3 separate regions of the Homo sapiens genome follow, and all the other regions are linked to region 3. Evidence: read pairs that join two places in POLR2A ChIA-PET (ENCODE). Cell type or tissue: MCF 10A. All regions are shown on one strand.

Region 1 (5,000 bases), 240 kb before region 3:
TTAGGTTTTAAAAACATTCCTCCCCCAAATGGCATATACGGGAAGAGTGAGAAGGTTAAACTAATGGAGAAATGGGTTAATATGAAGACTGCCCTATTGGGATAAAGAAAACAGTTCACACAAATAGAATCATCTCAGGGTAAAGGCTGAAGCCGCCAACTGATTCCAGACCCTGCTTCAGACACTGCCTGTGGCATCCCCAGCTAGCTCTGACAACTGTGTTTATCTGATGAAATGTAATAGACTTGCCTGGCTCAGACTCACAAGCACACTGCACGGTGCCGCGTGGTCTGCAGTCCCACTGCAGGGTCCATGCTTCCACTCTGGGCACCATTCATAAATCCCATCACCTCACCCTCTCCTTGAAGGAAGGCCGAGCGTTTCTGGGCTCCAGTTCCATGGTTCCTGTGTCATACATAACATAGGATCAGATTGATTCTAAGCTACCTTCCAGCTCAAGCATTCTAAAATTCCAGTCATAAGGAATTTCCCAACAACAACAAAGTAGAAGAGCGTAACCACAAAAAGTACATTTCAAAAATCAGTAGCCAAGGAAAGAAGCATTAGATTCTGGAGCGGGGCCCGAGTCCCAGCCCAGCACAGCAGGGTCTTCAGCAGTCTGCTCCCCATCTCCAGAAGCCCTACTGGTGACCCTCCAAACCCTGAGGGCCAAGCTCAGAGGAGAGCTTTCTTTCACTCCTCTTCTGACCAAGGAGCTGGGGAATCCCCTGTGAGGACTAAGTAGTTGCATCAGGGAAGAGATCTGAACCCTCCAGTTTCCCCATGGGAATGGGGTCTGCCCTTGGGCAAGACAGAGCTGGTCCTAGTACTGGACACTTAACAAAATTTCCTTTCATGAAAGAAAGTCCAGATAGACCAACAAATATATCAAATCAGAGTGACTGAATTCTTTCCTTTTATCTTTGCAATCCCCTAAGCCAACAGAAAGGGAAACAGTCTTCAGACTGCTCATAGAGAAAAACAGCTTGGCCTCGAAGGAGTCATGTCAAATTACTCTAACTCAGAGCAGACAGAATGTCTGGGGAGAGCTACCCAAGCATATGTTAGATGCAAAGAATGGCTGAGCAATTATGCAAACATATAGCCAAGGAAAGGGAAGAAGGAAGGAAGGGACAGAGGGAGGAAAGGAGGGAGCGAGGAAGGGAGTGGGGAGGAGGAAAAGGGAGACTGTAGACCTAAGGAAACAGGTGGTGAGCAATGAATCTATTGAAATATACAACATATGTTACACGCCAATAAGAATTATAGCTCTCAAACGGAATGTGATCAGTCACATAAACCTGGTCAATGTGAAAATGTCTGTTTTCGTTCCCTAGGGCTGCCATAACAAAGCACCGCAGACTAGCTAGTTTTAAAGCAACAGAAATTTATTGTCTCACAGCTCTGGAGGCTGGAAGGCAGATCAAGGTGTCGGCTGAGTTGGTTCCTTCTGGAGGCTCCAAGGAAGAATCTGTTCCAGGTCTCTCTCCCAGCTTCCAGCAGTTGCTGGCAATGCTTGGCATTCCTTGGCTTGTAGCTGCATCACTCCAACATCCCTTTGTCTTCATGTGGCTTTCTTTCCTCTGTGTATCTGTGTTCAAACTTTGCTCTTATGAGAACATCAGTCACTAATTTAGGTCTCACCTCAATCCAGCCTGACCTCATCTTAACTCAAGGACTTCTGCAAAGACCCTATTTTCCAAATAAGACCACATTCACAGGTCTCGGGACTAGAATTTGAGAAAACCTTTTTGGGGGATTCAGTCCAACCAACTCTAACATAACTTACTAAAATTGAGACGAAGAGGAGGGGAAATGAAAGCCACATGAGAATGCCAGTATCCTCTTCTTTCTTTGGAAAGAGACAATTGCTTTGTTCTAAAATTGAGATGCATATTGTATGTGTATGTGCATGCATGCATATATAAAATCCCAACCTGTTCATGTTATCTGCAATCTCTTTCCTTACCCTTAGAGAAATAATATCCTTTGTGGTAAAGAAACATTCACTTAAGGCTCAACAGCTTCGGTTTATTTTTGGTCTTTTACAAAATAAATAAAATTTAAATGTAATGATTTTTATTCTTTTAGAGGCTATAGTGACTATTTAAGCAGTTGCTCAACGAAGCAATTACAACATTCACTTTCTTTCTGAAAACCACCAAAATCATCAGAAAGCATATGATCATGTCAGTCTTAGTGAGTTTGAAAGCTCCAGCAATTGGCCTGGCACACAGTTTCTGTTTAATAAATGCTTGCTAAACTGGACTATTTTCTTGCTAATTACACAGAGCAGACATGTCCAGACCCCTTCAGAATCTCGCACCTGTTGAGTTAAACATCCTAGGACTGCATTTTTTCATTTCTCTTTTGCACCAAACAGTCTAACTCTGGGAGATTAATTCCAGACATAGCTGAGGAGGAGAGGGCACACTTGTCCTCAGATGAGCTGATCCTGTACTGAAGGGGAAAATGAATTCCTTCTTTCTGTCTGGAATGTATTTAAAGCCCTCTGCTTTAAAGCCGTATACTCTGGCAAAATAGTAATTTTGTCCTTAGACAACGGGATCTGCTGGTGAAAATCTGAGGAGAGCATCTGCCAGCTCCCTGGGCTCAGCTCCTTTCCCTGCAAAGGACACAGTGGTTGCTGATGAACGCAGCCTGGCTCAGAAAGGAATGAGTGCTGCTGCTGACAGCTGTGTGCGGGTGTGCTGAAGGGTCCATAGCCCATCAGCTTTGCACCTCCCCATCCTCCCTGCTCCTCCCATGCCCGATCACCTCCAGCGTATTGGAGGGCAGCAGCAGTGACTCAGGGTTTAGTGAAAAAACAACGTGCACACCTGAAGACTGGCCTTAGCTCTTACTATCAGGCTCTTGGCAGGGAAAATCAGGGCCATATGCCTCTTGCCTCTTTCTCTGCCTCTGTCTGGTGTGCAAGCCTCTCTCTCTTCCCCATCCTTCTCTCTCATTTGCGCCCCAGGGCATTCAACATTCTCCATAACAGGCCCAGGGCCTGCCAGGCCGCGTTTGCCGCTCCCGTGCTGACTCATCCACAGAGCCCATCCCAGGCCAAACGTTCCCTCTGGCTGGAAATGCAGCTTGGTGTATCCTTGGCTCTTGTTCATTTTTGCCGTGGTCAGTTTCCTATTTCCTCTTCCCCAGGTGGCGTGTGGGTCCTGTGCTGTGCCCTGCCACCCTGCGAGTTATGGAGAGAAATTCACATAGGCTTGGGGTCCTGCAGGACCACCTTTGGGAGGGGCACAGAACAGCGCTGTCCTTTGGAAGTGTCAAGAAGCAGCTGCTCGGGGGCCAGGTCTAGAGCCAGGCTACACACTAAAGACAGCTGCAGCCCCAGGCTGGCACTGCCCGGGTCCAGGTTTGGCTTAATTGCCTTATTCTGTAACCTAACTAGAAGAACTAGGTGGGTGAAAAACAATAAATGCTCATTTAAATTCTGTCCTAGCTGTCCAAGACAGAGGTTTAGAGCTGCTTAGACCTCAGAGATCACTGTGTTCAATTTCTCTCTCTAAAGAGGAGACAGGGATGCCCGAGATGGGCTATGGCTCCCCAAGGTCACCTGGGAGAGCAGAGTTCCAGGGTTCTGGTCAAGAGCTACCTCCTTGCCTCCTGGAAGTGCAACCTGTGTGCTACCATGTGAATTCTGGACACCGTCAAGTGCTTTGCTCCAAAAGGCTGTGTCAGGGTCCACTGACAGCCATACCAGAAGAGGAACTTGTTTAGGAAGGGAAAAAACACTTCCATGTGGCAGCGATGGAGGATTACACCAAGGCAGGTGCTCTGGGTAAGCCAGGGAAAGACAGCAAGATAGACCTGGACGGAGCTTCATAACGGACAATTCCCTGGGGATTACAGGGATTAGCTCTCATAATGCCTTTCTATGACAGCTCAGTGGCAGAGGACAGAAAAAAAAAATAACAGCTTCATACAGGGAGATTTTGAAAAGGTAATGAGCAATGTGGCATTGTGAAACACTGGGTTGCAAAAGCAACGTGACTTCTCCTAAAAGCATGTATTTTGACCTCAAGGAAATCTCTGCAGACACACTTGCTCCCTCAGCATCCATGAATTCCACTCCGCTGGCCTGCAGTGAACCACTGCAGAGAGGTGGTTGAGAGAGCGGAAGGAGATGATGGAGAGTGGGGGAGATGATGGGGAGTGGGGGAGATGTTGGGGAGCGGGGGAGGTGATGGAGAGTGGGGCTGATGATGGGGAGTGGGGGAGATGACGGGGAGCCGGGGAGATGATGGGGAGGGGGGAGATGATGGAGAGTGGGGAGATGATGGGGAGTGGGGAGATGATGAAGAGCGGGGGAGATGATGGGGAGGGGGGGAGATGTTGGGGAGCAGGGGAGGTGATGGAGAGTGGGGCTGATGATGGGGAGTGGGGGAGATGTTGGGGAGCGGGGGAGATGATGGGGAGCGGGGGAGATGATGGAGAGTGGGGGAGATGATGGGGAGTGGGGAGATGATGGAGAGTGGGGGAGATGATGGAGAGTGGGGGAGATGATGGAGAGTGGGGGAGATGATGGGGAGTGGGGGAGATGACGGGGAGCCAGGGAGATGACGGGGAGCCGGGGAGATGATGGGGAGGGGGGAGATGATGGAGAGTGGGGAGATGATGGGGAGTGGGGAGATGACGAAGAGTGGGGGAGATGATGGGGAGTGGGGAGATGAGAGCAGGGGAGATGATGGGGAGCAGGGGAGATGATGGGGAGTGGGGGAGATGATGGGGAGCGGGAAGATGATGGAGAGTGGGGGAGATGATGGGGAGTGGGGGAGATGACGGGGAGCCAAGGAGATGATGGGGAGCCGGGGAGATGATGGGGAGGGGGGAGATGATGGAGAGTGGGTAGATGATGGGGAGTGGGGAGATGATGAAGAGTTGGGGAGATGATGGGGAGTGGGGAGATGAGAGCGGGGGAGATGATGGGGAGCGGGGGAGATGATGGGGAGCAGAGGAGATGATGGAGAGTGGGGGAG
Region 2 (5,000 bases), 120 kb before region 3:
TTCAGTCAACAGGATCTTTAAGCATCAGCACTATGCTATATATGTAAAAAAAAAAAAAAAAAATTTGACTGAGCCAAATGGCTCCACAGAGTGAGTTGTCAAAGTGTGGAATGAAGAGAATGGAGATTGCCGATGTCAACTAGAAATGGCTTCAGCTACCTTGTGGGCTTCTGGGGAGCAAACATTTGCTCTGCATTTGGGTGAAGGGAAAGTTTCGCATGAATACGTGCTCGGTCGTCTCTTTGTCTCCACCCGGTTTCCCCATCTTCAGATACGTGGGCCTTCCCAGTAGCAGCAAGTTCTCAGGGCAAAAAGCCCTTCTCCTGGTGGGACCAACTCCACTCACAAGGCTATTTCCACCAAGGAAATGAGTCAGAGTTTACCGAAGGCCTTTGACAAACTTTTTTTTTTTTTAAATTTTTTGAGACAGTCTCGCACTGTCGCCTGGGCTGGTGTGCAGTGGTGCCATCTCAGCTCGCTACAACCTCCGCCCCCCAGGTTCAAGTGATTCTCCTGCCTCACCCTCCCAAGTAGCTAGGATTACAGGCACCCACCACCACATCCAACTAATTTTTTTGTATTTTTAGTAGAGACAGGGTTTCACTATGTTGGCCAGGCTGGTCTCGATCTCCTGACCTCGTGATCCGCCCGCCTCGGCCTCCCAAAGTGCCAGGATTACAGGCATGAGCCACCGCACCTGGCCGACAAATCTTTTTTTTTTTTTAAGCTTCAAAGGAATTTTGATTTTACTGAGGTTCAGATGGGCACAACAGGGAAATCGGAGCAGATTGAGGTCTCTCCATTGGTCATTTTCTTCACTGGAAACACATTACTAACCCTGCGGGCAAACTGCGAAAAGCAAAGGAGTAAATTTCTAAGCAAAAAGTAACAGGGCATTTGCTCTGTACCCCACTGTCTTCCCTTATCCCACCTCTGAGCAGTCAGAGCTTCTGGGCTCACTGCAGGGTAAGTAAGAATAGAAGCATCTGGTGAGGCAGTTCCAACCCCTGGGAAGGCGAGAATGCTGTGGTGGCCAGTTAGGCAGGGCCACTGGTCATGGGTCAGAGCCTGGAGGGGTGAGCCATCCAGCAGGGAGCCACAACATGCCACTGAAGACTGATTTTTCTCAAAATTGTGCCAGTCCTTCAAATAAAAATTTACTCAGGCCTTTCTCTCTATCTCTACCTATATGTTCGCCAAAACCTGGACTTTTCTTTCTATAGACATTTCTCTGGAAAAAATGCAAATGTCTCTAGGGCATGTAAGGATATATCATCTCACCTGCATATTAAAAATGGAAATGTGAGGACAGAGAAAGAATAAGCGGCCAGTGGCATCACTGAGACCCATCTGCCCAGTCTTCTGTCCAGAAGTCTGTGCAAGAAAACATGTAGCTATTGCCTAAATGTACAGATAGGCTTTCCAGTGCATATATCTTTTGGTGTTTTGAATTTGGTGAAGGTAGATCTATGTCCAAATCAGAGGAAAATAGTAGCAAATACTCGGAGATATCTGGGCATTTTAAAATTAGAGTATTTGGATGCTTTTCCACACAGGGGAGGCTGTTCTTAAACTGTGCGTCAAAACCTTACGGACTAGGTTTTTTCCAGACTGGAATTTCAGTAGTGTGTCTGTGCTTCATTTGAAACAAAGCTGTTCACTACTCTAAAAGGGGAACTGAAAAGATCTGAAAATCAGGAGATCTGAGCTGGATTGCAGACTCCACAGTTGACTGACGGTGACCGTGACAGATTGTGAGATCTCTCTGAGCTTGTGTCTCCCTCTCTATAAAGTAAGGGATGAGATTTAAACCAAGTTTTGTGTAGCTGTGCGATCGCTTCCTGGGATAACTCGTGGAGAAAATGAATGGAAAACAAAACAAATGGAAAACTATTGAGCTTCAACGTAACTTCCAGTTTTAGAATTCTATGGCTTTTGAATTCTTAGCCATTAGCCTCCTTCAGTGTTGAAGATTTCTTGGGGTGGGAGTGGGGGCAGTGAAACCAGGGGTGCTTCCTCTTACCCCCCTAGATGTGCCAGTCTCAAGTCCACACTAGTACCTAGTGTTGTTGGACTTCCATCCTTCCTCGCTGTGTGGCTGCTGCGCCAGTGCCGATCTATAAAGTGAGCTGGGAAGAGATGCTGTGATAGGGTAAGATTAATGGTTAACAGCTTCCCTTTCCCCAGGGTTCCAGACCCTGCCCTCATGTCAACAACCTTGCCCTTGCTGGCCCCTGCTGGAAATCCTTTCCTGCTTGCTCCATTCGCCTCTCTTACCACATGTTTGCTGGCTGGAATCCTATTACACTCCCTGGGAGTTTTTTTTTTTTCCACACCTGGACAGACAGGATGGGACCTGAAGCTAAAAGCTGAGTCGACCAGAAAAAATTGTTCAGGAGTGTAAGAGAGCAATACTGGGCTGACTTTGTTTTGTTTTATGTTCTTAAAAGCAAATTAAAAGAGGAAATAAATCAGTCACCTTGAAAACAAGTAAAAAAAAAAAAAGCAAAACATTAGGCTTCTTGAAAACATCCAAATGTATCTAGTGGGAAGCAAAATCATTACTGGTTTGCCAAGACTTGCTGTTATTGAAAAGACAGACTCTTGGCTGAGAGCACAGAGAGAAATATAACTCAAATGGTGCAGAGCCATGAAAGTTTGTTGTCAACAACTGTTTCTCAAATCAGCGCATCCTGCCAGATAGGCTCTGCTACAAAGAGTTTAAGTTTTAGTTTTTCATGACCTGCCCGGAAGCACAATTTTCTCCTTTGCTCATTTGCTCCATGAACATGTGAGGACCTGTCGGGTGCCAGGGGATGGACAGTTGGTTCCTTGATTACATACTAAACCCTTGCCATTGTTGAGTGTTGAGGACATAGAGGCAAGTACGTGCTCCTGCCCTCTAGCGCACTCAGAGTTTAGTGAGTGAAGAGGCAGAGACACACCCTGCTGGGACAGTGAGCACCAGAGGAGACTCCTGAGCTGTGAGTTCTGTGGGGTCAGGGAGAATAGGTGTTTGCTATTTGCAGTGGGTGCTTAGATCCTAGAAGAGCCTAGTGTACTCTGGGTAGTATAGGTGATTGGGGTTGGCTGGAGCCTAGTGCACTCTGGGTAGTGTGGATGATTGGAGTGGGCTGCAGCCTAGTGCACTCTGTGTAGTGTGGATGATTGGGGTTGGCTGGGGCCTAGTGCACTCTGGGTAGTGTGGGTGATTAGGGCTTAGCTAGAGCCTAGTGCACTCTGGGTAGTGTTGGTGATTGGGGTCGGAATCTAAATTATGAATAACAAAGCCAAGGAAGGAGGATGGAACAACACACACAGACCTATCCTCCATGACCTTAAGGTAGTGGCAGGCCACTGAAGGATCTCAATTGAGAAAGATAAGCCTTAGATGCATGTTTTGGAGAAATGTCTCAGGCTGCAGTGTGAGCAGGCCAAAGAGGAAAAGAAGGCCAAGCTAGGAGCTGGGAGGCTGCTGTGGTAGTGAGGCGAGGAAGAAGAGCCCGAATGAGGGCCATGGCCATGGGGCAGGAGAGACACTGAGGATGCAGAATCACAGCCTCAATGACTGAGGAATGGGGAGAAGGGTGAAGGAGGGCCAGGGGACTTGCCTGGATACCTGGAGAGGGGATTTTTCTCTGAATGGTGATAAAAGGGATTCAGCCCAAGCATTCTACTCTGATTCCAAATCCTGTAGAGTCTGAAGCTACCGACCACTCCCTTCCTCCCATGAGTCTGACAGGGGAAGATGATGACCTCTGTTTCAGACCTGGTAAGCTGATGGAGACTTAGGGCATCTGAGAGGATTGATTTGCCAGGAGATTTGTTATTCAGAAGTTCAGGAGCAAGGCCCCCGTGTCCTCAGGATGAAGGTAGCAACTAAAGGTTACCAGAGCTGAGCTCACCCAGGGGCTCTGTAGCTGAGCAACAAATGGGTGGAGGTAGAAGAACCAGTGGAGAGAGACAGGGAGGAACCGACTGTGTGGTCAGTGGAGAGTCAGACCAGGCTGGTTACCAGGGAGCCAAGGAAGGGGCTGACAGCAGAGTCAAGTGATGCAGGACATTGAAAAATGTCCTTTGGGCATAGCAAAGATTGCCCAGTAGGTCAGAGGTAAGTGTGGCAAAGCAACTTTAATTCCATGTAGTGATTAATGTAATGTGAATTATTTCGAGCATAGGTTTTAATTTATGTATGCCTCAGAGAAGCACTGTCTTGTCCTATGCCAAGTATTTTAGAAAGAAAGTTATATTTTTTTTTTACTGTGGCAAAATATACATTACATACAGTTTACCATTTCAGCCTTTTTTGTTTTGTGTTTTGTTTTTTGTTTTTGTTTTTGTTTTGAGATGGAATCTCACTCTGTTGCCCAGGCTAGAGTGCAGCGGCACAATCTCGGCTCACTACAACCTCCATCTCCCAGGTTCAAGCGATTCTCCCGCCTCAGCCTCCCAAGTGACTGGGACTACAGGCGCCACCACGCCCGGCTAATTTTTGTATTTTTAGTAGAGACGGGGTTTTGCCATGTTGGCCAGGCTGGTCTCAAACTCCTTACCTCAAGTGATCCACCCACCTCGGCCTCCCGAAGTGCTGGGATTACAGGCATGAGCCACCATGCCTGTCCCATTGCAGCCATTTTTAAGTGTGCACAATTTAGTGATATATTTCCATTGTTGTGCAAGACAATGTTTTTTAGAGTGTTAGATGTTCATTATTATTGAGCAGAAAAAAATGGAATTGGAAGGCAAGTCGGTAATGCCTATTTTTGCTTAAAGTCACCTGAAACATGATATTCCCGTGACTCAATAACTGGATATTCAGTTACATTTAGTACAATTGAGTTGAGTTAGAGATGCAGTTTTGTTCTGATGTTCCAGTGTCCATACTGAAAGGCAGTGTGTGAAGACTTGCCATATCCCCACCCTCTTTCTCATCAACACACACCCAAGTGCACACACGTGCGTGTGATCACACGGAAACAGTTGAGAAGATGCTTGGGTGG
Region 3 (5,000 bases):
CGCATGCCCCCGCCCCTTCCCCTGGCACCAGGCTCAGCACAGGCCCTGGCCCGGCGCCAACATGCTTTGTCTTAGGGACAGTTGTCTGGGTGGGGGGAGAAAGCCTGGGAGTGCTGGGGCCCGGCTGTCTGTGCTGCCAGGGGAAGCCGCTGTCCCCCTTTGACTCATGTAAGCTTGCTGCCCTGCAGCCCATGGGGACAGCACAGTGCCGCCCTGCACCTCGAAGCTGCTGCTGCACCCGCCTGGCCTGCCCCAGCCCTCGCCCGTGTCCCTGGAGAGTGCTTGCCCTCTATGCAGCCTTGGGGAAGCTGAGCTGAGCCCCAGCTGTATGGTCCTGACAGCATGCCCGTGCACTGTGCCAGACCCTGTCCTGGCGCGAGGTCGGTCTCCGGTGCCATTTACGAGGGCTTTGATGGGTTGAACACTTGCCTTCTGGGCCCATAAATTCTGTGGCTTGAGTTTTTGTTTCCTTAAATCAACCCTGACTCAGCTACCCTGTCCCACACGTTGGGCACATCAGACCTGACTGGAGCAAACATAGGCCAGGGCAGAGGGATGTCGCTGTGGCACCAGGGACATGCCAGCCTGCCCTCCCACCAGGCATGGCTCCCGGCTGAGGAATTCCAATAGAGGCCACCATGAGCTTCAGCATGCTTGACGCACAGGGACTCATAGAAGCCCCACAAAACCCACTGCAGGGGCTCTGGGCTTCTAGTCCTTGAGGTGCTGCTTGGTCCCCAGAGGGAATTGCATACCCATCCATGCCGCAAGCTGGACACTGGGAAGGAGCTGTGCTGTGCAGCCCCAGGCCTCCCTCCCACCCTGGCCTGGCTTCCTCTCTTCCCTCACCACCTTCTTCTGACCTTCCCCCAGGGATGAGTGACAGCGTCAAGGACAAATTTTCCATCGCGTTTTCCATCGTGGGCATGTTTGCCTCCCATGCGGTGGGGAGCCTCAGCGTGTTCTTCTGTGCGGAGATCACCCCGACGGTGATAAGGTGCGTCATGGGAGACACCCCAGGGGACGCCGGCTTCTCGGAAATCAAAGACGAGTCCCTGGCTCCAGGCTGGTGTGGGATTAACCAGCGTCAGCTCTGTCTCTGGCTCTGGACACATCAGCTTCGTGGTTCATAGCTGAGGTGGCTGTTGGACCCAACCCCGAGGCGCCCAAGAGGCAGTGAGAACCTGGCCCTGGGGTCCTGTCCAGGCAGCAGCAGGAGGAAGGGGGAACAGGGAGCTACTCTGGGCCCAGGAAATATGTCAGTGTCTGAGCGTCTGGCAAGGGGGGGAGTGCAGCGGATCACTTATGCCGCACTTCCACCAGAACCTGTGCTGCCAACTCTGCTAAGAGACCTCACGGCACAGCTAGTGCAAAATGTTTCACAAAGTAGAAAGAGCCTACCCCCCGGCCCTCCCCGAGATGGAGTTTCACTCTTATTGCCCAGCCTGGAGTACAATGGCATGATCTTGGCTCACTGCAACCTCTGCCTCCCAAGTTCAGGTGATTCTCCTGCCTCAGCCTCCAGAGTAGCTGGGATTATAGGTGTGCGCCACCACGCCCGGCTAATTTTTACATTTTTAGTAGAGACGTGGTTTCACCTGGTTGGCCAGGCTGGTCTCGAACTCCTGACCTCAGGTGATCCCCCCACCTTGGCCTCCCAAAGTGCTAGGATTACAGGCGTGAACCACCGTGCCAGGCCAAAAGAGCCTTATTTCATACTGACCTGAGAAGTTGATGTCATGAATCCAAAGCGAGCACAGCGAGTGAGATTACTGACTCATGTAAGAAACATGGATGGAGAGCCCACTGCGCGCCAGACACTAGGCCCAGAAAACACAGCAGCACAGTCCCGCCCTCGTGGAGTCTGCGGCCATTTCATACCTCCCTAAAAGGTGTGACTAACCTGTGCTCAGCCACTTTTGCTTTAGTTCGGAAAGTGAGGCTGACCCCTTCCTGGTGCCGTCTCTGCCCCTGGGTCGTGGTTCATGGGTGCTACACGCCATTTACTGTTGCCACCATGCTTATAGGTTAATAAAAAGGCACGCCTCCACTAAAAGGGCATCACTCAGCTGCAGTCATTTTCCTACACTGTTTGTGACTTACTGAGGAGCTTGAGTTATACCACACTGAACTTCTTAAAGGAGTATCAGCATTTCTCATGCACGTGCCTTCATAAAACAGAACTTGAGAGTAATGGCAGTAGTTCAGCCGTGAGTCAAAACCCAGGTGTCCGCATAATGACACCCTTGGGAAAATCCAGTAGCGGCTATTCCAGTCCAAGGCAGACTATGTGGAGGCTAAGCTGGGGAAGGCTTTGGGAGCAAGTAGGCAGGTCCGTGGACTTTCTTACTTTCCACATTTCCAGTAGCCATGCTAACAACAGCATCTTCACGTCCACACTTTTTGATTCATTCTCTTGGATCGTATCCTACAGGCCCAGCCTGACAGCTACTGGGCACCTGGACAGAAATGCCAAGGCATTGTATGATTAAGCACAAGGAACTCATCCTGTCCCTACCTTCTGCATCAGCCACAGGGGAGAGATGAGTCAGGAGCTTATTTAGTGCTTGCAGTTGCAGGATACCTCAGGCCGACCGCAGGCTCACTCCCTGTCTAAAGGACGGAAAGTGAAATTTCTCTCCTTTATCAAACAAAACAGCAAAGCCAAGTCTTTCAATAGACCAGAATCCACAGTCAGACCTTCTGGGTTTCCAGCTGGCCTCCTGCAGCCTTTGCATGATTATGCATATTTTGTTGGGGGAGGGGGTGGCTAGCGGGTACCCCTTAACTCTGGCAGTTGGTAGGCATCATTATTCTCTGTTAGATTTGGCTTAGCAAGCTAGACGGAAGGAAATGCTGTAAGCTTTTCCTCTTTGACGCAAACCTGGAAAGATTTGAGGATAGAAATTCAACAAACATGTTCTCAGATTCAGCTTGCCAAGATGACAAACTGGAAAAAATATGTGACCCTTGGTGATGCTTTTGTGCCTGCAGAGGATGAAAGGAAATTAAGTCCAAAGGGGGTCCCTGGGCCAGGCTGGGAGAATGTCTAGCGTTCCTGACAAATCCCTCTTCTCGCTGGGAGCCCTTTTCACCCGTGCCATCGGGAGGCCACAGCTCTTTCTTGCAAATGACTGAGGAACAATTCCCACGGAGGCCCTAGGATGGAAGTAGACTCCCCTACCATCCCCCCACTTCACAGAGAAAATTCCAAGATAAGCCACGATGGGCAGCCTGGGGCCCGTGAGCTCCATCTTTCTTAGCACAGAACTAGCCTTTCCCTGTGACACTATTACAGACAAGCCTTCTGGCAGCAAAGGGTAAGGGGCCAGGATGGACTGCCTGGAAGCAAATATTAGGATATGAAATTTTCTGCAAAAAGTTCAAAAAATGCTTTTATACTTTTCATACTTGTTCCACCACAAAAAGCAACAAAGGCCTGCAGAAATCTATTGCCCCAAGGATGATAGAGGCCAAGTTAACTAAATATTGTTTCATGAGATTCTGTTCAGACCTCGCGTTGACAGAACCAGCTACCCGCTCAGGCCCAGGCCAGGTGGTGGTTCTCATCAGCCAGTGCACAGCTCTGATTCATCTGTAAGACATTGGGAGTTGGGTGACTTTGCAAGTCTATCTGACTGTGCCCATCTCCCAGCTTGACATGGGCAGAAGTGGCCTGGGGTCCTGGGCGGATCTGGAAGCAGCTGCTGGCTGTGCTGGGGCGGATCTTTTCTATCCACTGTCCATCTGGATGCTCCAGGTGGGCTCCGAGGCTTCCTTTGCCCTCACGGAGGGGTCCAGGTGAGAGAGGAGGCAGGCGCTGGTGATCATGACACCCGCCTGTTTTCTCCTGCCCTGCCCACTCCGGCAGCCCTGGCCCTTTCTAGATCATAAGTCGGACAGGCCTCCCTGAGACACTCCCTGACTGACGACTCCCTGACATCTGTCTTCCGCTCTAATGCTGCCTCAAGAATAGGCACCGAGGGCCAGGATGACCTGGGGTTAAGGGAGTATCAGAGTCTGTTCAACTTCTTTAAAAAGTTGTATCTTAAAGGCCGGGCACGGTGGCTCACGCCTGTAATCCCAGCACTTTGGGAGGCTGAGGCGGGCAGATCACGAGGTCAGGAGATCGAGAGGATCTGGCTAACACGATGAAACCCCGTCTCTACTAAAAATACAAAAAAAATTAGCCGGGCGTGGTGGCGGGCGCCTGTAGTCCCAGCTACTCAGGAGGCTGAGGCAGGAGAATGGCGTGAACCCAGGAGGCGGAGCTTACAGTGAGCCGAGATCGCGCCACTGCACTCCAGCCTGGGCGACAGAGCGAGACTCCATCTCAAAAAAAAAAAAAAAAAAAAAAAGTTGTGTCTTAAAAATGTCACATCTGAAAACAAGTACTGAGTAGCAGACAGGAAGCCAGCATGCGTCCCATGCCGGCAGCGCCTGTGGCGTGCGAGCGATGAGCAGCGGGGCAGGATGAGGGGAGGGTGCTGATGATATGGCCCGGAGCCTGGGAAGGAACCAGACGGAGCTGCCCATGATCCTGAGGCCGCCTCCCTGTGTGGCCTTGGGTGGGTCCCTCGGCCGGCTTTAGTGTCCTTGTCTTAAAACAAAACTGACTACAGGCACCTTGTTAGGCGGGGGTGGAGAATGGAGGCCATGTGCAAAGGGCCTGGGCTCAGCACAGGACAGTTCATATTCTTCTTCTTCGCTGGGCATCTTCAGCAGTTGTATTTATTTCTATAAAAAATGGTACAAATATTTGCTTATCCTCAACTTCACAGAAATTTAGTCAAGTCACATTAAGTAATATAAAAGAGGAGCTAGAACAGGAGCCTCGCCTCGGGTGTTTCAATGTGAGATGGTAACGTTCACATGGCTAACAGCAATTTGATTCTGGAATCCTTAATTCAATGAAGTTTGCCATTTCTAGTAAGAAGTCGGCCTGCATATCAGTTTTCCTACCTTATTGAGATCCTATTGCTAGTAAAATAAAGATATCC

What was found. Peaks named below come from ENCODE experiments on the same cell type or tissue, not always from the same donor. Only the 100,000 strongest peaks of a DNase experiment are listed, where the experiment ranks them.
Region 1: POLR2A ChIA-PET joins it to region 3 with 11 read pairs; 5 of 35 experiments call an interaction of 5 or more read pairs at or near these places.
Region 2: POLR2A ChIA-PET joins it to region 3 with 10 read pairs; 3 of 35 experiments call an interaction of 5 or more read pairs at or near these places.

Annotation. Positions count from the first base shown.
Region 1 is chr6:3,516,490-3,521,489 of GRCh38, reverse strand. No RefSeq gene overlaps it. Among named protein-coding and RNA genes, the nearest start is that of SLC22A23, 62 kb to the right of the region's middle. In MCF 10A, no CTCF peak of the experiment used is centred here; DNase peaks (open chromatin) are centred at 3,009 and 3,979.
Region 2 is chr6:3,400,682-3,405,681 of GRCh38, reverse strand. The region is part of intron 3 of SLC22A23 (solute carrier family 22 member 23); the gene reads left to right. Among named protein-coding and RNA genes, the nearest start is that of SLC22A23, 54 kb to the left of the region's middle. In MCF 10A, a CTCF peak has its summit at 2,923; DNase peaks (open chromatin) are centred at 2,291 and 2,851.
Region 3 is chr6:3,279,849-3,284,848 of GRCh38, reverse strand. SLC22A23 (solute carrier family 22 member 23) reads left to right here. Exons shown (of 10, transcript NM_015482.2): 9 at 874-997. Among named protein-coding and RNA genes, the nearest start is that of PSMG4, 23 kb to the right of the region's middle. RefSeq lists an enhancer at 1,404-2,331 and a silencer at 2,460-2,754. In MCF 10A, no CTCF peak of the experiment used is centred here; a DNase peak (open chromatin) is centred at 2,498.